4 separate regions of the Homo sapiens genome follow, and all the other regions are linked to region 3. A link is an interaction called in ENCODE POLR2A ChIA-PET data of the cell type or tissue named here. Cell type or tissue: HepG2. All regions are shown on one strand. Each heading gives the region's core, and the rest is flanking DNA. Links, peaks and the distances in the headings are about the cores only.

The links. ChIA-PET counts read pairs that join two places held together with the same protein. Peaks named below come from ENCODE experiments on the same cell type or tissue, not always from the same donor. Only the 100,000 strongest peaks of a DNase experiment are listed, where the experiment ranks them.
Region 1: POLR2A ChIA-PET joins it to region 3 with 17 read pairs; 1 of 35 experiments calls an interaction of 5 or more read pairs at or near these places.
Region 2: POLR2A ChIA-PET joins it to region 3 with 5 read pairs; 5 of 35 experiments call an interaction of 5 or more read pairs at or near these places.
Region 4: POLR2A ChIA-PET joins it to region 3 with 5 read pairs; 1 of 35 experiments calls an interaction of 5 or more read pairs at or near these places.

What each region holds. Positions count from the first base shown.
Region 1 is chr6:43,733,122-43,738,597 of GRCh38, forward strand. No RefSeq gene overlaps it. Among named protein-coding and RNA genes, the nearest start is that of VEGFA, 34 kb to the right of the region's middle. RefSeq lists a silencer at 491-785 and an enhancer at 889-1,078. In HepG2, for the core only: no CTCF peak of the experiment used is centred there; a DNase peak (open chromatin) is centred at 3,400.
Region 2 is chr6:43,196,002-43,201,477 of GRCh38, forward strand. CUL9 (cullin 9) reads left to right here. Exons shown (of 41, transcript NM_015089.4): 10 at 68-264; 11 at 644-861; 12 at 2,608-2,854; 13 at 3,265-3,370; 14 at 3,928-4,155; 15 at 4,435-4,525; 16 at 4,662-4,833. Among named protein-coding and RNA genes, the nearest start is that of CUL9, 17 kb to the left of the region's middle. RefSeq lists a silencer at 4,996-5,196. In HepG2, for the core only: no CTCF peak of the experiment used is centred there; a DNase peak (open chromatin) is centred at 460.
Region 3 is chr6:43,274,803-43,280,278 of GRCh38, forward strand. The region is part of intron 13 of TTBK1 (tau tubulin kinase 1); the gene reads left to right. Among named protein-coding and RNA genes, the nearest start is that of SLC22A7, 21 kb to the right of the region's middle. RefSeq lists a silencer at 436-735 and enhancers at 2,475-3,130, 3,131-3,785. In HepG2, for the core only: CTCF peaks have their summits at 469 and 2,716; DNase peaks (open chromatin) are centred at 579, 2,169, 3,509 and 3,989; H3K4me3 peaks cover 1,894 bases.
Region 4 is chr6:44,109,381-44,114,856 of GRCh38, forward strand. MRPL14 (mitochondrial ribosomal protein L14) reads right to left here. Exons shown (of 3, transcript NM_032111.4): 3 at 4,071-4,829. The coding sequence ends at 4,463. Among named protein-coding and RNA genes, the nearest start is that of MRPL14, 15 kb to the right of the region's middle. RefSeq lists an enhancer at 755-924. In HepG2, for the core only: a CTCF peak has its summit at 4,224; a DNase peak (open chromatin) is centred at 2,731.

The sequences.
Region 1 (5,476 bases), core at 323-5,322, 460 kb after region 3:
AAACTGCCACTAAATTGTACACTTAAAATAGTTAAAATGGTGACTATTTATGTTATACATATTTTACCATAATAAAAAAAGTGAAAAAGAAAATAAAACAACCTAAACTAGGAAACACCCCATAACCTCCCAAATCCAATTTAAATGTTTATTGTCCTAGAAGACTCTCCTGGTTCTCCTTTTCCCCTTCAACACCTGTCCACTGTGCCCCTCCTCCAGGGACTCATTGTACCTCATACATCTCTTTTTGAAACTCTTCCTGCTTGTAAGGTCATTATTTGTTTACAGGTTGGTTACAAGTTGGCTCTGTCCCCCTATCCCATGATAACCCCCTCCAGGCAGTGTAGTCTGGGTTCACATTTCCACTCTCCCTAAGGTTAAGTTCCTTAACCACTCTGGGCTGCTATATCCTCATCCATAAAATAGGGGAGATGATGGCACCTACCTCGTAGGGCTGTGGTGAGGAGTCAGCAAGGTCATGCACTAAACTTCTTACTTAGAAGGATGCCTGCTACATTCAACCAATGTTTGCTATTATTATATGGGCCTGGCAAAAGGCAAATGGCTAGACAGGTTGTAAAATGAATGCTCAGTGACACTCCCTGCTCTCCTCCCTGCCATCCTTGGGGCTGTACATGTATATTTGAATGTCCAACACGGGGAGAGGAGGGAGCAAGGCCTTTGCACCTCTTCCCTGGCCCTGCCCTCTGATCCTGGCTCAATCCCCCTCCCTCCACACTTCGAATTGGCCCGGGTCCCTGCTGGGCTGGAGTGGGAAAGATTAGACAAGCTTCCCTCCACCCTGTCCTTGGGGTGTTGTCCCCAGTGGCAGGAGAAGCCCCACTCTTCTCCCTTCTCTCTGGCTTTTGCCTGTCTCCAAAGTGGGCCTTTGGGAGTGCCCAAGTTGGGGAGGATGGGAAGAACTCGGATTTGGGGGTTAGAGTCAGTCACTATCACATCAATCAGGGCCCTTTCATCAGCCGGAAACTGCTACATCCGGCTGCCCCAACAAGTTCAGACGGGGGTTCCCTGCCCTTCCCCAGCTTACCCTTCTTGCCCCCCTTCCCCAGCTGACAGTCACTCTCACCCTTCCCCGGATGTAAGGGACAGGCTGGGGCAAGCCAGGGACACACTCAGTTTCCCTTCCCTGCTGCCCCTCCCTGGCGTGACATTTACCTCTTCCCCCTCCTCCTCTCCCCACCCCTCCCCCTGCCCCAGCCCATCTGCCATAAGTCCCCAGGACCTGGCTAAGGCAGGGGCCTGGAGGTGAAATCAGGAGTCCACCTGCGGCTGACTGATTGGGCCTGAGCTCCTCGGGCAAGGTGCTTCAGTTAGAACCCTGGGACAGCAAGCCTGGGGGGAGGCCCGGAGCACACAGAGGGAAAGGGACCAGCCCAGGGCCATAGAGTGCTGAGCCAGGACCAGAACCCAGAGCTCTGGGTGCCTCCTTTTCTTTCCTTTATCCCCACAGCCTCAGTTTCCCTCTCTGTCTACTGTCTGGTAGGTCTCTACACTTCCTTAGAGCTCTGATATTATGGGCCTGCTTGGAGCCTCTCTCTCCTCTCCCACTCCCAGTTTCTCCCTGCTGAAGCGTCCAAGTTTACTGGTGGGGTGTTTGGGGTGGAGTGAGGGAAGCCTCACTTCTAGCAGGTTCAGGGAGCCTCTGTTTCAACAACATAATCCTCGCTGTTGACCAAGAGACCAGAGGCTATTCTGTGGGGGAGTGCCTGGTTTGGCAGTGGCCAGATTGTCTCTGCTTGGTTCACAGCTCAGTGCTCTGCCCACTGGACCATCCAGTCTGACATTTGACTTTTGCCAGCACCTGATTGTTCAAGGCAAACTTAACGTGTGGGAAGGATGTGTAAAGATATGGAGGCAACAACCTGGGCAGGACGCATGGAGTCAGAAGTCAGGATTCCCAGTGAAGCAGGTCGGGGAAGGCCTGCTGAGCCATACTCAGAACCCGGGCATCAGGGGGTCCAGACTGTGGTGTGCCCTGCCCTGGCCCTTTTCAAGGGTCCCGAAGGTCAGAGAAACCCTTCTCTTCCCTCTCTCAATTCTTTTTTTTGAGATGGAGTCTCACTCTGTTGCCCAGGCTGGAGTGCAGTGGCATGATCTCAGCTCACTGCAACCTCCACCTCCCAGGTTCAAGGGATGACTCTCGTGCCTCAGCCTCCTGAGTAGCTGGGATTACAGGTGTGTGCCACCACACCCAGCTAATTTTTGTATTTTTAGTAGAGGCGGGGTTTCACCATGTTGGCCAGGCTGGTCTTGAACTCCTGACCTTGGGTGATCTGCTGGCCTCAGCCTCCCAAAGTGCTGGGATTACAGACCTGAGCCACCGCACCCAGCCTTACTTATGACTGATCTACTTGAAAGAGTAAAAGAGCCTTACTAAGGTCACAGTCTCAAAGTCTTCCCTCTTGCCCAGTGACATGGACTGAATTGTATTCCCTCAAATTCATATGTTGGAGCCCTAAACTCCAGTGTGATGGTATTTGGAGATGGGCCTTTGGGAGGTAATTGGGTTTAGATGAAGTCATGAGGGTGGGGTCCCCATGGTGGGATAAGTGCCCCTGTAAGAAGATACCAGAGAGTTTTCTGGCTGTCTCTCTCTCTCTGTCTCTGTGAGAAAGCAGCTGTCTGCAAGCCAGGAAGAGGAGAGAATCCTCATCAGAAACCAAATTCACGAGCACCTTGATCTTGGACTTCCCAGCCTCCAGAACTAGAAGAAATAAACATCTGTTATGTAAGCCACCCAGTCTGTAGTATTTGGTTATAACAGCCTGAGCTGCCTGAAACAGACAGCATCACCAGACAAGGCTGCAGGTGGGTGGAGGTAGGGAGGCTGTGGGAGCCCTGAGGGGTGCTCTGAACCTGCCAGGTTCTTCTCCTGGTTCTACCCTTCCCCCATGAGCTGCATGACTCTAGGTGAGTCACTGGGATTTGGTCTTTCCATCCGGACAATGGGTCCTGACCCTGCCCTCTCCACTGCAGGTGGGTGTGGGAATCTCCAGGAAAGAGAGGGTGGGTCTCTGGGACAAGAGGGTCCTTTAGCTTCTACCCATCCCTCACCCCAAGGCCGGAGGCAGCTGCTGCCACAAAGACAATTGTCAATCAATCCTGAGTCAAAACACCTCAATCTCCAGAGAACATCTGACACAGGGGCAGGCAGGCTGTGGCCCTGCCCTCAGGGAGCTTACTGTTAGAGCCAGCCAGCCCACAGTTAGGGCCAACAGAGTCCCAATTTAAATCCCAGGAGGAGGGGGAGAAGCCCCCAACAGCCGCAGCCTAGACTCAGTGGCTGGCTAGGTGCATCTGCAAGTCCAAAGGCAGCTATGGCCCTTTGTCCTTCTCTCATCTGCCTCAGCCCCTCCCTCACTGCTAGGTGAAAGTCCTCTGCCTCCCACCGGGATGTGAGCACTGTGAGGCCTTGGGTGCTGCTGTCCTGGGGCCTAACAGAGTGCCTGCACATGGGAGGTGCTCATCTGGTGAAGGAAGAAATGGCTGATGAAACTCAATTCTTGCCTGCTTCCCTGTTTTCTCAACAAAGCCCCTCACCTGGGGCTTTGAGATGGGGAATATTACAAAGTCATGGGCAAGAGTGTTTTGGGAGGGATGTGGGGTAAAAAAGAAGAGAGGGAAAGAGACATACTTTCAACCAGACCGTGGGTGAGGGGCAGATTTGGGCAGAAACTTAAGAGAGTAGAAGACAGGGGTGTCTAAGAGGTCCCCTGGAGCTGTGGGCCCCCTTCCCCACTGTGGCCTTCCAGCTGAAGCTGGAGGCTGTGGGCATGGAGTATCCTGAGGCACAATCACTCCCCAAAAATTCCTCCACCACATCCTTGCTGGCTCCCTGTCTGGTGTTGATTTGGGGTGCCGGGGTTCTCCTTTTCAGAGAGTCTGGTGCCTGGGGGCTTGGAAGGGCTGAGAGAGGCCCTGAGGCCAAAGGCCTTGTAGGGTGACACGGTGGGGGCACAGGAAGGTCTTGCACAATGGGTGATCCTGGGTGTAGAGGGTGCCTTAGGTATTCCCCACCCCCACCCCTGCCCCTCACAAGAGGTTGCCAGATAAAATACAGGCTTCTCAGTTAAATATGAATTTCAGAGTCCTCAGCTCTGGGACTCCCTTCTGCATAGAAAGAATAAGCAAAAAATAAATGTTTAGTATAAGTAGGCCTCAAATATTGCATGGGCCCATGGGTGTCCTGTATTTTCATTTGTAACACTTGGCAACCCTACCCCAGTGTGCACCCTGGCCTTCATCAGGGACACGTTTCTCCGTCCAGGCTGCCTGGCGTGGGGAAGGCCCGAGTGGCGGTGGGCCAGCAGCCCTGCTCCAGGGGAGCTAGGAAGGGCCTGGGATGTGTGGGCTCCATGGCTGTTGCCCAGGTACGGGCAGTGGCTGTAGTGAGTGGTGAGGTGGGGCGTGTGTTTAATGGGGGAGGGGAGCTGGGCAGTGGCAGAGCCAGAGAGACAAGGGAAAATTTTTTTGTGGGTTCCTGTCTTGTTCCCTCCCCAGACTCACTGCCACTGTGGGCCTGAGTCATCGGGAGAAGGGGTTGGGACAGATAAAATTTTTCCACTCAGCCCCCAGCCCAGCAACCTGGCTCACCTGATCGACACCGCCCATTTGGAGGGAAATTCCAGGCCTAAATCCTGTCCGAAATTCTCTCTCTGGCCAGCCAGCCTGCAAAGGGGTTGGGAGCTCCTGGGGCTGGGAACATCTCCGGGCAAGGGAACTGGCTCTGGGACTCCCTTCTGTGCAAAGGAGAGAGAGAGGAAAAAAAAAAAGAGAGAGAGAGAGCCTGCTGAGGGGGAGCTGATGTGGCCACAGCTGGTCCCACTGAGGGCTGGGCTTGGGAGCGGCGGGGATGTGAGAGGGAGGCTGGGGTTGTGACGACATGTGCCAGATTTCTCCTGAGACTCAGGATCCAGCTGACACCAGTTTAGACCATCTCAGCCCCTGTGTGTGTGTGTGTGTGTGTGTGTGTGTCTGTATGTGTGGCATCTATGTGTATGTGTGGTGTCTGTGTGTGTGTGGTGTGTGTGGTGTCTGTGTGTGTCTGCATCTGTGCATGTCTGTGTGTGTGTGCGTGTGGTGTCTGTGTGTGTGTCTGTGCGTGTGGCATCTGTGTGTGTGTGTGGCACCTGTATGTGTCTCTGTGTGTGTATCTGTTGTGTGGTGTCTCTGTGTGTGTGTGTGTGGTGTCTGTGTATGTGAGTGTGTATGGTGTCTGTGTGTCTGTGTGTGTCTGTATGTGTGGCATCTATGTGTGTGTGTGTGTTGCCTGTGTGTGTGTGTGTGTGTGTTGCCTGTGTGTGTGTGTGGTGTCTGTGTGTGTGTGTGGTATCTGTGTGTGTGTGAGTCTGTGTGTGTATGTGCCTGTGTGTGGTGTCTGCGTGTGTGTGTGGTGTCTGTGTGTGTGTGTGGTGTCTGTGTGTGTGTCTGTGGTGTGTGTGTGGTGTCGGTGTGT
Region 2 (5,476 bases), core at 98-5,097, 79 kb before region 3:
ATGAGGCCTACCTTTCCTCATGGTGACTCTGCCCCCTCCTCACTCTGCTTTCACATCCCCCTCACAGGCACTGAAGATGCTGGCCGTCGCCAGCTCCTCGGAGATCCCCACTTTTGTTACTGGCCGAGATTCTATCCACTCTTTGTTTGATGCTCAGATGACCAGAGAGATCTTCGCCAGCATCGACTCAGCCACACGCCCGGGCTCTGAGAGCCTGCTCCTCACTGTCCCTGCAGCCGTGATCCTGATGCTGAATACTGAGGGGTCAGGGCATTACCTTCCCAACTCCAGGCTCCTGCTTAGTCCCAAACCCTGCTACTCCTGTGCTCCAGGCTCATGTACTCCACAGAAATTCCCCTCACGCTGTCACCTCCGGATTAAGCATTGGTGGCGCTGCCAACTGTTGTTGGAGGAGAACCCAAGTGGATTGGGGATAGGGAGATTCCCAGAGAGGGCAGAGACACACTGACTTCCCTTTATGGGTTTGGGAGGAGTGGCCCAAGGTCAGGGGATCAGATGTCCTGGCTCAGAGGGCCCACTGGAGCCCTTTGCTCCCTAGCTGCCCGGCCTTCTATGCTTGCTTTGCTGCTTCCATTGCATTCATGGTCTCTCAGTTTCTTCCTGGTCACCTCCCTCCTCCCAGGTGCTCTTCTGCAGCGAGAAATGGCTTACTCCTGCTCAACCTACTTTTGTGCAACCACCACACTCTGGGAGACCAGATTATAACCCAAGAGCTGAGAGACACGTTGTTTAGGCACTCAGGGATAGCACCAAGAACAGAACCTATGCCTACCACACGCACCATCCTCATGATGCTTCTCAATCGCTACTCAGAGCCGCCGGGCAGCCCTGAGCGTGCAGGTACCATTGTGGAGGGGTGGTTTTGCAGAGGAATCACACAGTGCCAGCCAGGTTTACATATCAGCTCCTTACTGGAAAGATACAAGGAAACTTCAGGAAATGAGCAAGCATTGTGCTCAAGTTAGGTCTTAAGTAGAACTTCCCGACCAAGAAGAGGGAGACTGTGGAATATGTGCAAGGAAATTGCATTTTTTTTTTTTTGAGATGGAGTTTTGCTCTTGTTTCCCAGGCTAGAGTGCAGTGGCACGATCTCGACTCACTGTAACCTCTGCTTCCTGGGTTCAAGCAATTCTCATGCCTCAGCCTCCTGTGTAGCTGGGATTATAGGCACCTGCCACCACAGCGGGCTAATTTTTGTATTTTTAGTAGAGACAGGGTTTCACCATGTTGGCCAGGCTGATCTGGAACTCCTGACCTCAGGAGATCCACTGCCTCGGCCTCCCAAAGTGCTGGGATTGCAGGTGTGAGCCACTGCACCTGGCTGGAAATTGCCTTCTTGAATGGCTTTAAACATATGTGGATTCATATCCATCTGGGCTAGGTTTGGCCCAGTATTATTGGACAGTAGAAGACTCATTGAAATGACATCTAGGGAAGCCTTTCTCTTTTTTTGTTTTAAGCTTAACTGGTTTTTTTTTGGAGGTGGAGTCTCACTCTGTCGCCCAGGCTGGAATGCAGTTGCACGATCTCTGCTCACTGCAAGCTCCGCCTCCCGGGTTCAAGGAATTCTCCTGCCTCAGCCTCCTGAGTAGCTGGGATTACAGGTGCGCACCACCACACCCAGCTAATTTTTGTATATTTAGTAGAGACAGGGTTTCACCATGTTGGTCAGGCCGGTTTTGAACTCCTGACCTCGTGATCTGACCGCCTTGGCCTCCCAAAGTGCTGGGATTAGAGGCGTGAGCCACTGTGCCTGGCCTAAGCTTAACTTTCTCTTCACAGAATAGGGAGGCCTTCTTAAGAGAAATTATAATTTATGGTACAGAACACTTGTGCCTGGAAACATTAGATATTGATACTGGGGAAGAAACCCTTTGTGATTGAAAAACAAGTGAAAACCTAGAAGTGTGGAGGGATATTGAAATAGGAAATACGTGGCCAGGTGCAATAGCTCATGCCTTTAATCCCAGCACTTTGGGAGGCTGAGGCAGGCAGATCACTTGAGGTCAGCAGTTTGAGACCAGCCCGGCCAACATGGTGAAACCGCATCTTTACTAAAAATACAAAAATTAGCCGGGCACGGTGGTAGGTGCTTGTAATCCCAGCTACTTGGGAGGCTGAGGCAGGAGAATCACTTGAGCCCAGGAGTTGGAGGTCACAGTGAGCCAAGATCATGCCACTGCACTCCAGCCTGGGTGACAGCGCTCTGTGTATTCCTACAAAATAGGAAATATGTATGTATCTTTTAGTCTGTGTACCTAAAGCCACCATGCAGGTAGTACAGGGATATAATCATCATAGTTAATATTTACTATAACTAACATTTAATAATAGGACTATAAGAGATTTAAAATGTCTTGTGTTTAACTCGACAGTGTTTGCTATACTAGGTTTTTTTTTCAAATCTGATTAGGTTTGTATTTGGGGTCAGGAAAGAAAACCCCTCATAGTTTGGTTAAAAACTATAGACATCCTCAATATAGAAGGAAAATTTTGGGGTGATTTTCTGGACCTTCCCAGTTCTCAGTTTGACAAACTGGTAAGACTCTTCATCCACATTTTTCCCTCTGGTGTGTCTGGCTGCAGCACTAGAGACCCCCATCATCCAGGGTCAGGATGGGTCCCCTGAGCTACTGATTCGATCCCTGGTTGGGGGCCCATCTGCAGAACTACTCCTGGACTTGGAGCGTGTGCTGTGCCGTGAGGGCAGCCCCGGAGGTGCCGTGAGGCCCCTCCTCAAGCGCCTCCAGCAGGAGACCCAGCCTTTCCTCCTGTTGCTGCGGACTCTGGATGCTCCGGGGCCCAACAAGACTCTGCTGCTGTCTGTGCTGAGGTGAGGGGCCTGTTGAGGCACCATGCATTGGGACGAGGGAAACTGGCAGACTTCAGGGACTTCACTTGTTTCTTTTCTGTTTTCTTTTTTTTTTTTTTGAGTTGGAGTTTCACTCTTGTTGCCCAGGCTGGAGTGCAATGGCACGATCTCAGCTCACTGCAACCTCTACCTCCCAGGTTCAAGTGGTTCTCCTGCCTCAGCCTCCCGAGTAGCTGGGATTGCAGGCATGTGCCACCATGCCCAGCTAATTTTGTATTTTTAGTAGAGATGGGGTTTCTCCATTTTGGTCAGGCTGGTCTCGAACTCCCGACCTCAGGTGATCCGCCCACTTCGGCCTCCCAAAGTGCTGGGATTACAGGCATGAGCCACTGTGCCTGGCCTGACTTCACTCGTTTCTACCCCCTCACCAGGGTCATAACCCGACTGCTGGATTTCCCTGAGGCAATGGTCCTCCCCTGGCACGAGGTCTTGGAGCCCTGCCTCAACTGCCTGAGTGGCCCTAGCAGTGACTCCGAGGTACCAGAACCCTGGCAAGGAGAAGAGAGGGAAGGGCAGCATCTGGGGCACCAACTCCTTGTGAGGCTCTGGAGGGCACAGCAGAGCCTTTCTGAATGGATCTTGGGGCACTGGGATGGGTGTAGGAGGAGGAAGGGTAATGTAATCTAAGAATCTCCAGAACTGGAATCTTTGAAGTATAAACCTTTTAGATGATTTTAGATTTGGAGTTTAGATTCTGGACTAAGGAGAAGCCCACATTCACCAATCCAGACAGCTGTCCTCCCTTCCGGGTTTGTGCATTGGAGAGCAAGGCTCAGGCACCAGGGTTAACATAGCTTGGCCTGGGCAGGAAGCAGCCTGGAAAGCTGTGCCCAAGCTCTGTTCTGCCAACTCACTCTGGAGTCCCAGCACTCCTCTATTTTACTCCACCCTGAATTTGGTACTCTTGTTTCCCTGGGCGTTGGCATGTCTCCACAATCTCAGCCACGACACTTCCTTTACTGAACCCTCTCCTCAATCCTTACATGTCCTACCTCTTGTTTCCTGTAAATTAATCTATGTGGCTCTGGGCTCAGATTGTTCAGGAGCTGACCTGCTTCCTACATCGCCTGGCCTCGATGCATAAGGACTATGCTGTGGTGCTCTGCTGCCTGGGAGCAAAAGAGATCCTCTCCAAAGTCCTGGACAAGCACTCAGCTCAGCTGCTGCTGGGCTGTGAGCTTCGGGACCTGGTGACAGAGTGTGAGAAGTACGCACAGCTCTATAGCAACCTCACCTCCAGCATCCTGGCCGGCTGCATTCAGGTGAGGAGCGGCTGTGGGTATGCAGCTGAGAGAATGCAAGTCAGAAGCAGGAGAAGGGGATTCACTGTGTTCCTCTTTGGTATCCCTGTTTGGCACAGGTTGTAGCAAATCTGGGGCACTTGTTTCCTAACCTTGACTCCACATGGTTCTGTCAAAATGTGGGGAGAGAGGAGTTGAGTATACCGTTGACCCTTGACTTTTTCTCTCTACCTGTTTCTGGGCATTTCTCTGTGTTCCTCCCTCTCCTCTTCCTCATTCTCCCTGATGTTCCGGCTGCAGATGGTGCTGGGCCAGATCGAAGACCACAGACGAACCCACCAACCCATCAATATCCCCTTCTTTGATGTGTTCCTCAGGCATCTCTGCCAGGGTTAGTGCCCTCATCTGCTTTCTCCTGGCTCCCATCCAGTGTCTGTTCTCCCCTTCCCTTCCTGCTCCTTAGACCTTTTCCTTTTTCCTCTCAACTAACCTAGCTGTGACTGCCACCCCTTCCCACTTGCCCCCAGGCTCCAGTGTGGAAGTGAAGGAGGACAAGTGCTGGGAGAAGGTGGAGGTGTCCTCCAACCCGCACCGAGCCAGCAAGCTGACGGACCACAACCCCAAGACCTACTGGGAGTCCAACGGCAGCACCGGCTCCCACTACATCACCCTGCACATGCACCGTGGTGTTCTTGTTAGGTGTGAACACACATATATGAATGTTCTGCTGTGCCCCAGGATACTTCCCCAAAGCACCCAGATACACACAACCCCAGCTATAACCCCAATGCCTGAGGGACACACTCAAACCTATTTTGTGCAGTGAACACATAGACACATTGACCTGCCTTTGCTGAGTATAGACATCCCCTCACTCCCAGAGTCTGGTGATCTGTACTCCAACAGGTACAGATGGCACTGCCCTGTGCTTAGTGTTGAGGGAGATAAACAGCTCACTTATCCATTTCTCCTTTGGGCATTTGCTTAATGCCAGGCATTTGTGTCAGGCACTGTGCAAGGGTCTCGAAATAGAAGGACAATAAGATATGGTACCTACATTCCAGCTGGGGAGCTACACTAGAAAATCAAGTAAGAGCACAGAGTAAGAAAAAGCATTGTGGTCCACATGTGGACCTGAGACTGACAGGCATGAGAGCAGACTTCCTTCTGGAAGGAGGGGGTGACTGAGCTGGGTTTTGACATTGAAATTAGGTAGATAAAGAGGGGGCAATATTCTAGGCATAAGGACAGCATATGTGCAAAATGGAAGTAAGAAAGTATATTTGGAGGGACTTTAAGTCATCATATTTGGTTACAATTGAAAGCTGTGTATATCTTTATT
Region 3 (5,476 bases), core at 183-5,182:
TTCCCCACACACCATCCAGTGGGCGTCCCAGCCCAGGAGGCCCCAAGCCTGAGTGCCCGCTTCCTCCAAATGAGGGGTGGGGAAGGGGTGGAGAGGAGGGGGAAATGGAGCCCACAGGACTCCTTCCTACAACCTTCCTAGACTCTCCTCCGCTTGGCTCCGCCGTCAGTCCCACCACTCACCCTCCCTCCCTGCACAGGCTGTGGGGGTGCGGGCAGTGGGGTCCACTTGGCCACTCACTAACCGGCCCTCACGCACTCACACTCACACCCACACTCACACACTCTCCCTCCGTAGCTGCGCGCACTTCGCCCACTCTCCGGACCCTGCACTAGCGGCCCCGGCCGGGAGGGCACGAGGACTGCGCAGCCGGACCCCCGCAGGTCCCCAAGCCAGGGGTCCCGTCCATCCGCCCGCCCCCGCGGCCAGCGCCACGAATGTACGGCCCGCCCCACACAGCGCCCCGCGGCGCCCTGCACCCCCCGCCGGACTTCGGCCCCGCCGCGCTCCCGCCCCACCCCGCCGCCGAGGCTTCCCCTGGGTTCGCGTCCCCCGCCGCCCCCGTCGCCCCGCCTTCGCGCCCGTTTTCGTTTGCTTTTCCCTGCTGCTGGCTGGCGGCCTTTGGGTCCCTGGCCCCGGGGCGGGGGCGGGCTGGAGTGGGGCTCCCCTCAGTGCTGCCAGGCTGGGGTGCGGATGGGGACAGGCGGAGGCGTTCGGCTAAGCCTCCAGGCTCGGAGGGCCCTGTCGCCCCACCCCTGACTCCCGTTACCTCACTGCCCGTCGGGCTGCCCCCCACCCCGCCCCAATAATTGGCCTTGCAATTGGATGCCAAAGAGCCCAGAGTTGAGGGGGAGCAGAGCTTTGAGCCCAGGTCTCTCAGAGCAACCCAACAGCCCCCTTTTTGCCCACGCCCCAATCCGCGTCCCCTGCCCCACCCCACCACTGAGGGCCCTGGGGGTCACCAAACATGCCCCCCCATTTCCAGCTCTTCCCACACCCCCACCCCCGAAAATAAAACTCAGGGACCAACATCTGCTTCCTTTGCACTTGCTCCGTCGACCCCGCTCCCCGCTCGGAGGGGCTTCCGTGGGGGAGGGGGCGGGGCTCCGGGCCCTCAGAGTTCTCAGTGTCGAGCGAGGAGAGGGGCTGGCCCCTGCCCCCGGAGAAGCGGGACTGGTAGGAGAGAGAAACTCAGCACCGGGGCCCAGCTGAGCCCCTTCCTGCGTAAGGAGACGCCTTCTAATTGCGGGGTGGGGGCGGAGTAGGGGAGGGATAGGAAGGGGATTAGCGAGAGGACCCTCGCGGAGGTCCTGAGTCCCAGTCGGTTTATTCCTGAGCCTTCCCCTCCCATCGTAAGTCCTTCCCTCGACCCCCCATTTTGTACTGCAATAATACTGTATTATACGCTTGCACTATTTCCCGACCCTGGCCAGCGGAAGCATGCACGAAAAACTCAAAACCACACACACGCTCACACGCACACACACGCACACGAAGATGGGACGCTTTTTTTCTTCCTCTCTCTCTCCGGGGTGCGTCCTCCTTAGTGTACATAGCGGCGTCGGGGGGTGGCCCCAGGCCCGGGTAGAAAAGCATGCACTGAGCCCCCTGCCCCTAGACTGCGAGTACTGTACAAATCCAACACTTGAAACCGACACGCACACGCGCGGCGCCGCCACGGGGGTGGGACACGGACACGCACCCACGCGCACACGGCCGCGCACGGGCGGGGAGGGGGCGCCCCGCCGTCACGCGTCGCTGTGCGAGGGATTTTGTGCCTTTTTAAGTCCCTGTATGTTAATGCAGACAATCCGGAGAGCTTGTGTACTACCAAATCCTGATTAAAGACGCCTTCCAGGAACCTGCGCCTCCGCCTGCTTTCTTTCACCCTCCCCCTTCCTTTCCCAGCTCTCAGTGTAGACCCTGGCTCTGAGGTCGCCGGGCTGGGCAGAGGGCAGGGGTTAGTCTGTTGCTGACTCTGGGACTGAGGGGTGGGCAAGTTCTGGGTCAGTGGATGAGCTTCGTCCACACCTTAGCCAGGCAGCTGGGTGAGGAGGGCACCCCAGAGGTTTGGGCCTAGTTGGACTTGAGTCACCCTTGCCCTGCTGGCAGTCTCCTTTCACTGAACGGGTGGGGAGGGAAGGGGTGAGTGGACTCTGGTCTCTGGGACTCAGCTCCAAATTGCCAACTTCCGGGTGGGGATGGAGGGTGTGTAGAAGTAGGGGGCTGGGCCCACCAGGCCCAGTGATCAGTTCTGTATGGGATCAGGCTTTTGAGACCAAGTGTCTGGTGGGACTAGAAAGCTAGGATGCCAGAGGCCTGTGAGAGGACACTGTACTGAGGAGCCTCCCACTGGCCCTCTGCTACGATGGGCAATCTGAGAGATATGGGAGATGCAGCCCTGGCCTTGGGGGTGCCAGGGTGGGGGTGGCCCGCCAAGGAGGGACACTGGAGCATGGACTGTGAGAACCTGGGGTTGGGGGTGCAGGGATGGAACATGGGTTGAAGGAGAACTCAGTCAGTGGGAGGGGTGGGCCACTAAGAAGGAAATAATGGCAGACTTCTGAGACTGGAGAGAGAGGGGAAAGGTGAGGAGGACAATGTAAAAGAGGAAGGCCCCCCCATACCTCCACCCCATCCCCGCACACTGCCAACCAGAAAGGCAAAGGGGCAAGCTCCAGCTGCATTCCCAAAGCCCCGGGGCATTTAGAAGACGCCCCCCACAGGCTGTCAGCTCCTCGCCCTGGGGCAGGCAAGGGTGGGTTTTGGACACAGAGATGTGGGGTCAAGTGGGTGTGGTTCTGCATAGACCCAGGGTAGGTGGCCACGTTCCCGGGTCATCTTACCCCTTCCGCCACCTTCCCCTTCCCCGGCATTCCTGGGTGTGGGGTGGAGTGGAGGGAGGGCTCTTGGCTTGGCAGAGACGTTTGGAGAGTGGTGGCACAGACAGACAAATGCAAGTGAAGGGTCTGGGAGAGGCGGTGCTGAGTGCGGAGCTGACAGAGGTGATGCAGGCACATCTCATCTCCTCGCAGGTGGAGCAGGGGTGTTGGGGGTGCTTCTTCCCTACTGGAGGAGAGGAGGTGGGAGGCATGCACGAGGCAGTTTCTGAGAGAGGAGGAGGAACTGCTGTGAGAGGCACAAGCCTCCGACCTCAGCATAGGAGGAGTGGGGAGCCAGGGCTCACCCTCCTGCTTTCATCACACATCGCCTCCCAGCCCCACATCTTGGACTTTGGGACTGTGGGCCGGGGTGCAGTGCCTGAAGTCTGGGGCTGGCTGGGGTCCAGGCAGGAGTGGCTCCATGCACCCTGTGTGGGGGTTAAGGGTGGGGCTATGTGGAGCCCCGTCTCCAGTGTCGGTGTCAGAGAAGTTTCCCCAAGGGCATGAGAGCCCAGTTTTGTTGGTGGCAATTGAAGATCAGAGTCTGGTCCATCCTCTCCCTTCACTTTTCCTCCTAACTGGAGTAAACATGGACTTGGGCTGGGCTCTTGAGCTGGTGAGGCCTAGCCCTCTAGATGAGGCACAGTGCATGGAGGGGAGGGGCTGGGGCTTTCATTCTCTCTGAGGGTATCAGTTTGATTGGCCTGTCCTCCTCCTCTCCCCACAGCCGAACCCTTACCATATATGCCTTTGGCTGAACTCTGAATCACTAAGGAGCTTTAAAACAGCCAGATTTCTGGGCCTCTTCTCTGACCTACAGAATCTGGGGGTAGGATCCAGGATTGTGTATTTTTAAAAAGCAACTCTGGACAATGTTGTGCCAAGCCAGGCCTGGGAACCACAATAAGCAGATTAGAATCATAAAGGTTGCTGCCCTGAGAAGGAAGCAAGAAGGTGTGAATTTTGTCAGACAGCTAAAGAGCCACGCACACTGACGGTGTCTGTGGATCACTGGCTGAGTGAATGAACTCAAGATCAAATGGGCAAATGGATGAATAATTCACTGGGCATTCAGGAGAGGCAGGGAGACGGTTAGGCTACTCTCTGAGGAGGGAGGAATTTGAGCCCAGCCTCTGCCCCTCCCCAGCACAGAGCCAGATGGGGGAAGGGCAGAGGGACTTTGAAACCGAAAAGCCAGCATGCCTAGGTTGGTGTGGGGGTGGCAGTGATCCTTAGGGCAAAGTTGTCCTCACCCTGAGATTCAGGGCTCTTCCTCCCAAAAGGCAGAGGGTTCCAGGTGTCCCCATGTGGGACTGAGTGGGAGACACTGGAAAGAGTTTTGGGTCCTGGGCCACCCTGGTGGATGTGCTTCATAACCTGGACCAATGCCCAAATCCATGCCCCTCTCTGTGCCTCAGTTTCCCAGTCTGATTTTATGACTGATCATTGATTTCCAGTTCTCATTCCTCCTCTCTCCCAGGTAATAGGAGGGGAGGGCTTGGAGGCAGGAGAAAGGGTTCCACCTACAACCATCCAATGTGAGCACTGTGTGTGTGTGTTGCGGGGGATCCCATCCTCTACATGGGGCCTTTTCAGAGAGATCCAGGGCCTGGCCAGAGAGCAAAGGAAAGGGTGTCTCTAACCAAGGTGCCAGGGATTAGAGAGGGACAATAGGTAAAGGTTCTGAGGAGAATGGGTGGCCTGGTGGAGTTAAAGGCCATCCCTACTGGGCAGGATGTGCTGGTGCCAGTTGGGTGAGTTCAGAGGTGGTTGGGAGAGAGACATGCTCAGAGCTCTCTGTCTGTCTACCTGTCCCTGACTCTCAGTGCCAGCACCCACCCACCCCATGGTCCCCACTCATCCGGGAGCTTACAGCAGCCCCTCCACCTCTATCCAGCCATTTTCTCTAGCCATAACATTGGTGACTGGCAAAGTGTCCCAGCACAAGGCCTGGCACACAGTTGGTGCTTAGTGTTTGCTAAATGAATGAATGGATTAATAAGAACGAATATTGTGCAGAAAAAGTAAATTCTTCTGGACACTTCCAGCCTATATGTGGAGGGGACAAAGTTTTTTGTTGTTGTTGTTGTTGTTGTTGTGTTTTTTGAGACAGTGTCGTTCTGTTGCCCAGGCTGGAGTGCAGTGGTGCGATCACAGCTCACTGCAGCCTTGATCTCCTCAGCCTCTCGAGTAGCTGGGACCACAGGCGTGCACAACCACGCCCAGCTAATTTTTGTATTTTTAGTGAAAACAGGGTTTTGCCATGTTCCCCAGGCTGAGGGGACCCTAGCAACCCTGTTTGAGCCAGGTAGGGAGCTTTCTGAGAAAGCTTTCTAAGAAAACTTTCTAACTAAGAAAAGTTTTCTAAGAAAGTTCCCTACCTGGCCCAAACAGGGTTGCTGGGGTCCTGCTGGAATCTGAAGCTATCTTCTTGCATCACCCCCACCAAATCCTCACTGATGGTCTGATTACAGGGAAGATCATGGCAGTTGGGAAGGGGAGCAGCCACAGCCCTGGACAGATCCTCAGCCTTGGAGGTCTCTGCCTTCCTCTCCACCAGGCTTTGTGCTATTTGCATGGAGGCTTCGGCTGGC
Region 4 (5,476 bases), core at 216-5,215, 830 kb after region 3:
CCCTGGCCCTCCTCCACACTCTTGACACAGGAGGAGGCACGCCTCCAGTGAATTCTGCCTCACGGTGGCTGCTGCCCTCCTAAGTGCAAGGCTGGGCTTGAGAATTTCAGGGGAGAAACTCAGTAGTGAGTGCTTCTCCTCAGCTGCAGCAGCTGGTACTTAGTGGCTCTTAATTTCCCTGCTTTCTGTGCTACTTCCCAAAGGCACACAGAAAGCGGACTGGACATCTGTGCCAGAGATGACTAGCTTCAGGAGTGCCGATGGTGGCAAGGCCTCTCTGCACATGCTTTGGTCAGGTCCCCCTCACCTCATCAACAGCCAAGAGCACATCCCTCAATGTGGCTGGTCCTTAGGAGTCACACCCACTGGCCAGAGGTCCTGAGCACCAAGCCCTCAAGCAATAAGCTCCCAACTCCTCCAGAGGCTGTGGCTAGTTAGCAGCAGGGTTCCATCTGGAACCCAGGTCTCTGACTACAGTAACTAACCTAGAGCTCTTTCCTCACATTTCTTCAGCAGTTATCTAGCAGAGGGAGTAGGATCATGAGCGGAGCTAGCCACTTCAGCAAAGAAAGTGTGATGAAGTCCATGAACCCAGAGAATAAAGCCCTTTGGCCTGTCAGGGGCAGATTCTTAAGGGCACAGAAGGGGAAAAACAACAAAAGCAAGTTTATATTCACAGGGAAACATAATCTGTGATTATAAATATTTTATGGGCAAAGAAAGCAGCACTGGCTGAGAGACTGGGGTGGAGAGGGTGGACAGCAAATTAGATTCCAGCCTGCAAAGTGATAGGGCAGCTGGAAAAGCAGCAAAGCCGAGGCTATTCTGGGCTGTGCTGCGAGGGCCTGCGTCACAGGCCCTGGCCACAGTCTTTGTTGAAACCACAGCCTTCCAGCGGTCAGCACAGAACACCTTGGGGAGAGGGTTTAAGTCCATGAAGACCAGAGGAGGGGACAGCGAGGACAGAGGAGAGTCATCTGAATGACTCTGGTGAACCTCAACAGCAGGGAGGCAGGTGAGGGGAGGCAGCACCCTGCAAGCACGTGAAAGGAAGACACTTCCTGCTGACTAAGGGCAGAGGAAGAAGTGAGGCTGACCCCAGAAAGCAAGCCACCTGAGAAGCCAGAAGGCAGCTTGGGTCAAGCTGCCCCAGTGAGAGCAAAGGTCCAGCCCTTGAGCAAGTGGTGCCAGGCTAAGAACAATTCCACCCTCCCTTTGCCTCAGGCCAGGGTTCTCTACCTCCCACAGCCTTTAGGAAGTAGCACAGAAAGCAGGGACATTCAGAACCTGCTGAGCACCAGCTCCTGCCACTGGAGAGAACCACCACTGGCAAAGCAGGCCCTGGTTTCGATGATTCCTCCTCCTTGGCCACATCCAACCACTGCAGCAGAGCATGTCCTTCCAGAGGGCCAGAAGGAAAGGATATTAGCTCCTAAAATACCCAGAGTACCTTGAATCAGGCTTAGTCAGAGGAGCCCTGGGGAGCGATGTGCTCCTCCAATGGAAGATGTAAAACTAAGAGCCTCTGCCTCATTGCAGTCAACGTTCAGTGGGCAACGGACTCCAAGGTGTGCCCACAGAACTCAGGAAAATCAGAACATCAGCCTCTAGAATCACAGCTAGTAAGAATCAGGTCAAGATGGAGTAGACTCATCAATTACGAAAGGAAGACCCAATGATGTTGTGGGAGGACCCTGGGTTGGAAGTCACAGGATCCAGCTCTGAGACCAGCTTTACCACTTCATAACTGTAGAACCTTGAGAAATCACCTCTTACCTCTGAAACTCAGTGTCCTCAGTGTTATTCCAATTTAAGAGATTTATATCCAGCTACCTACTCGACATCTCTTCAATGTCTCAAAGGCACCTCCATTCAGCTTGCCCACAACTGCTCTTCCTCCCTAATCCTCCAGCCTAGCTCCAAGTTCAACACAACCAACCATCCAGGCATAGAAGCCGGAAACCTCAGACCCATCCCTGGCCTTTCCCCATTAGTATTCCCCATTACTAACCCATTACCAAGTCAACTCCACCTCCTAAAGATGCCCACTGCCCTCCACCACCATCCTGGTCCATATTATCACCTCGCATATAGTCTATTGCAAAGCACACACTCACCCATTCTGGCCTCCCTGAGGAGCTCTCTGCAGAGCAAATCTAACCATGTCTCCCCTCCCACCAGCTTTATCCCACTTGCTAAATTACTCTCCAACAACATCCCAGTGCCCCCAGTATGAGGAAAATCTTCCGAGGGCTCGTAAGGCCCCACTCCTCTTTTGGCTTCAACCCACACCATGTTCCCTCTTGTGGCTCCAGCCACACTGGCTTTTTCTTCTAGACCTGGCATTTATCCCATTCCCTCCTGTCACAGGGTTTGTGCACATGCCCTTCCTTCTACCAGCAACATCTCCTCCTCTTCTCTCACCTAGCTAATGCCTATTCATTTATTTCACTGTGAGTGAAGTGCACTAAAGTATACAGCTCAGTAAGTATTTACAGATGTCTATCTTCATGGAACTCCCACACAGATCTAGATTTAGAACATTCCTGAGACCCAGAAGTTTCCCTCTTTCCCCTTTCCAGTCTACACCTTCCCTACCCACCAGGTAACCACTACTGACTTCTATCACTGTACCTATTCGGACTGCAGCTGATGCAATCCTTCCTCAGGGAGCTGCCTCTGATCCCATTGAAAAACTCTTAGCTCCTTTATCACAGACCCTTGCTACACTTGGGACTTTGCACTTGTTTGAGGAATTGATTCATGTTAGTTTCCCCTGGGACTCTATAAGCTCCAGGAAGGCAGGGGCCGCACCTGCTTTTACTCACCTTTGTTTTCTCAGTGCTGACCCATGCAGTCGTGACAATAGGAAATAGCTAATTCCTATTTCTAAAAGTATCTATTGAGTGTTTTGTGTTTTTTTTTTTTTTTAAAGAGACAGGTCTTGCCATGTTGCTAAGGCTGGATTCAACTCTTGGGCTCAAGTGCTCCTCCTAATTCAGCTTCCTGAGGAGCTGAGACTACAAGCATGGGCCACCATGCCCAACCTGAGTGCTTATTATTGCCAGGTTATCATTCTAAGCACTTACAGGTACAAACTCATTTAATCTTCACATCAATTCTATCAAGAAGGACCATTATTACATCCCCCTTTTACAGGTAAGGAAACTGAGCCACAGAAAAGTAAAATAATTTGCCTACAGTCATTAAGTGGTAGAGTCAGGATTCAAACCCTTACAGTCTGGCTACAAGAGCCTGTGTTCCTAACTATTATCCTACTCTGACTCTCAGAAGCCACTGTGATTAGTTACTCATTTAATGAGTTAACTACCTAAGGTATTCTAAATAAATAAATAAAAAAGGGCCGGGCATAGTGGGTCACACCTGTAATCCCAGCACTTTGGGAAGCCCAGGCAGGTGGATCACAAGGTCAGGAGTTCAAGAACAGCCTAACCAACATGGTGAAACCCTGTCTCTACTAAAAATACAAAAATTAGCCGGGTGTGGTGCTGCATACCTGTAATCCCAGCTACTCAGGAGGCTGAGGCAGGAGAATTGCTTGAACCCGGGAGGCGGAGGTTGCAGTGAGCCAAGATCGTGCCACTGCACTCCAGCCTGGGTGACAGAGCGAGACTCCGTCTCAAAAACGAAAAAAAAAAAAAAAAAAAGAATTTACAAATAAGTTGATGAGGTTCCACTAAAGAAACTAAGGGAGCCTCTAAATCTTCCCATGCAGACCAACAGATGAACGAAAGATAACTGTCACTGAATCACCTGCACAGGCCCAAGATTATGTCATCTGCAAAATTTAAGAATGTATCCATTTCTCCAGCAGTCCAGGAAGGAAGCTCTGCTACTGGGCACAGAGGAGTGTTCCGGCAGACTATCGAGAATAAAGAAAGGATTACTGTCTGGGCTTTACTGCTGCCTAAAAGAAATGTTCACTAGATTAAATCAGCCTCTCTGCTCTTATTCCATGCTAACCCGGTCATCTTTATAACCATTTAAAGCCTCAAGCCCACTAATACAGGAAGAGGATATTTTGGATGAGAAAAATAAAAACAAATATCTTTTGGTTAGAGCCATGGTACATTTATAAATTGGCATTTGGTGTGTACCTCAGTTTTCCAGGGCCTGACAGTCCTGGATGAACTTATAGGGTCCAAACCAGAAAAGCAAGGGCTCAGACCCTGGCACCAAGGCTGCTCCATGTAAAGAATGCTACCCCGTGTGGCCAGACTCGGGTAAGCCACCTTTCAACTGCTTCAGTGTAATTTATTTTCCCACATCCCAGAAAGCTCTGGAAAAACACATAAATGAATACATTTATTCTCTCACAGGATACTACACTGTTACCCAGTGTGAAGGGAGCAGCCATGTGGCTCCCAAGCTCCCTTAGCAAAAGGGTGGTTCTCAGAACTGCTCCATTCACGAGTCCTGCAACCAGAGGCCTGGGCTCAACTCACACAAAGTTCTGAGCAATGGCCAGCACCTTGGAATACTCGCCTTCCCGCTTGCGCAGGCTGGTGGGGATGGGTGTCTTAATTCGTGTCCCCACAGGGTTCCCGTTGTCCTCAATGAGGACCACGTTGTTGGAGTCGAATCTGGGGGTCATTCGGGGGCCAGGCATGCAGTGCCCCACAATGAGCGCCTTTTTCTTCTGTCCCTTGATGGCCAGTAGTATCTGGTCGCCCACCTTGCCCACTCCATTCTTCTTATAGACATGGATGCAGCGAGGAGCCCGATGGTATGGGCTGTTCCCCAGGGCACTGTTGTCCACCACTCGTACCCGCGTCATCTTCTGAATCGCACTCAGACTCCCAGTGGTGCTGGTGGGAGGAAAAAAAAAAGTCTGCAGTCTGTATCTCTTATGGTCAGGGTGCACAGGCCTCTGAGAGGTCAAGGCTAGGGAGAATGTACATGTCAGCAACACACACAGAGCAGAGTGCTGTCCAGGAGCAGCAACAGAAAGTCAGGACTTTGTGAAGACTTATCTGTACCCACAACAGTTTCCTCACAATTGAGAGCTTCTGCTGTTGTGTCAAGGTCTCAATTTGGATGGGTTTTAAAGAGAACCCAATTTTTCTGTGACAATGAACTTCACAGCAGCCATAACTTAAAGCCTTTGCTTTCCAAAAGGACTCTAAGGACTTAAAGGAATCCCTTATGGGCTAGGCCTCACCCACTGCCTATCCTGAAAAACCTGCTTCCCCAGAATACACCATTCCCTAATTTTCTTTTTTTTTGAGACGGAGTCTCGCTCTGTCGCCCAGGCTAGAGTGCGGTGGCGCCATCTCAGCTCACTGCAAGCTCCACCTCCCGGGTTCACACCATTCTCCTGCCTCAGCCTCCCAAGTAGCTAGGAATACATGCGCCTGCTGCCATGCCCAGCTAATTTTTTGTATTTTTTAGTAGAGACAGGGTTTCACCGTGTTAGCCAGGATGGTCTCGATCTCCTGACCTCATGATCCGCCCG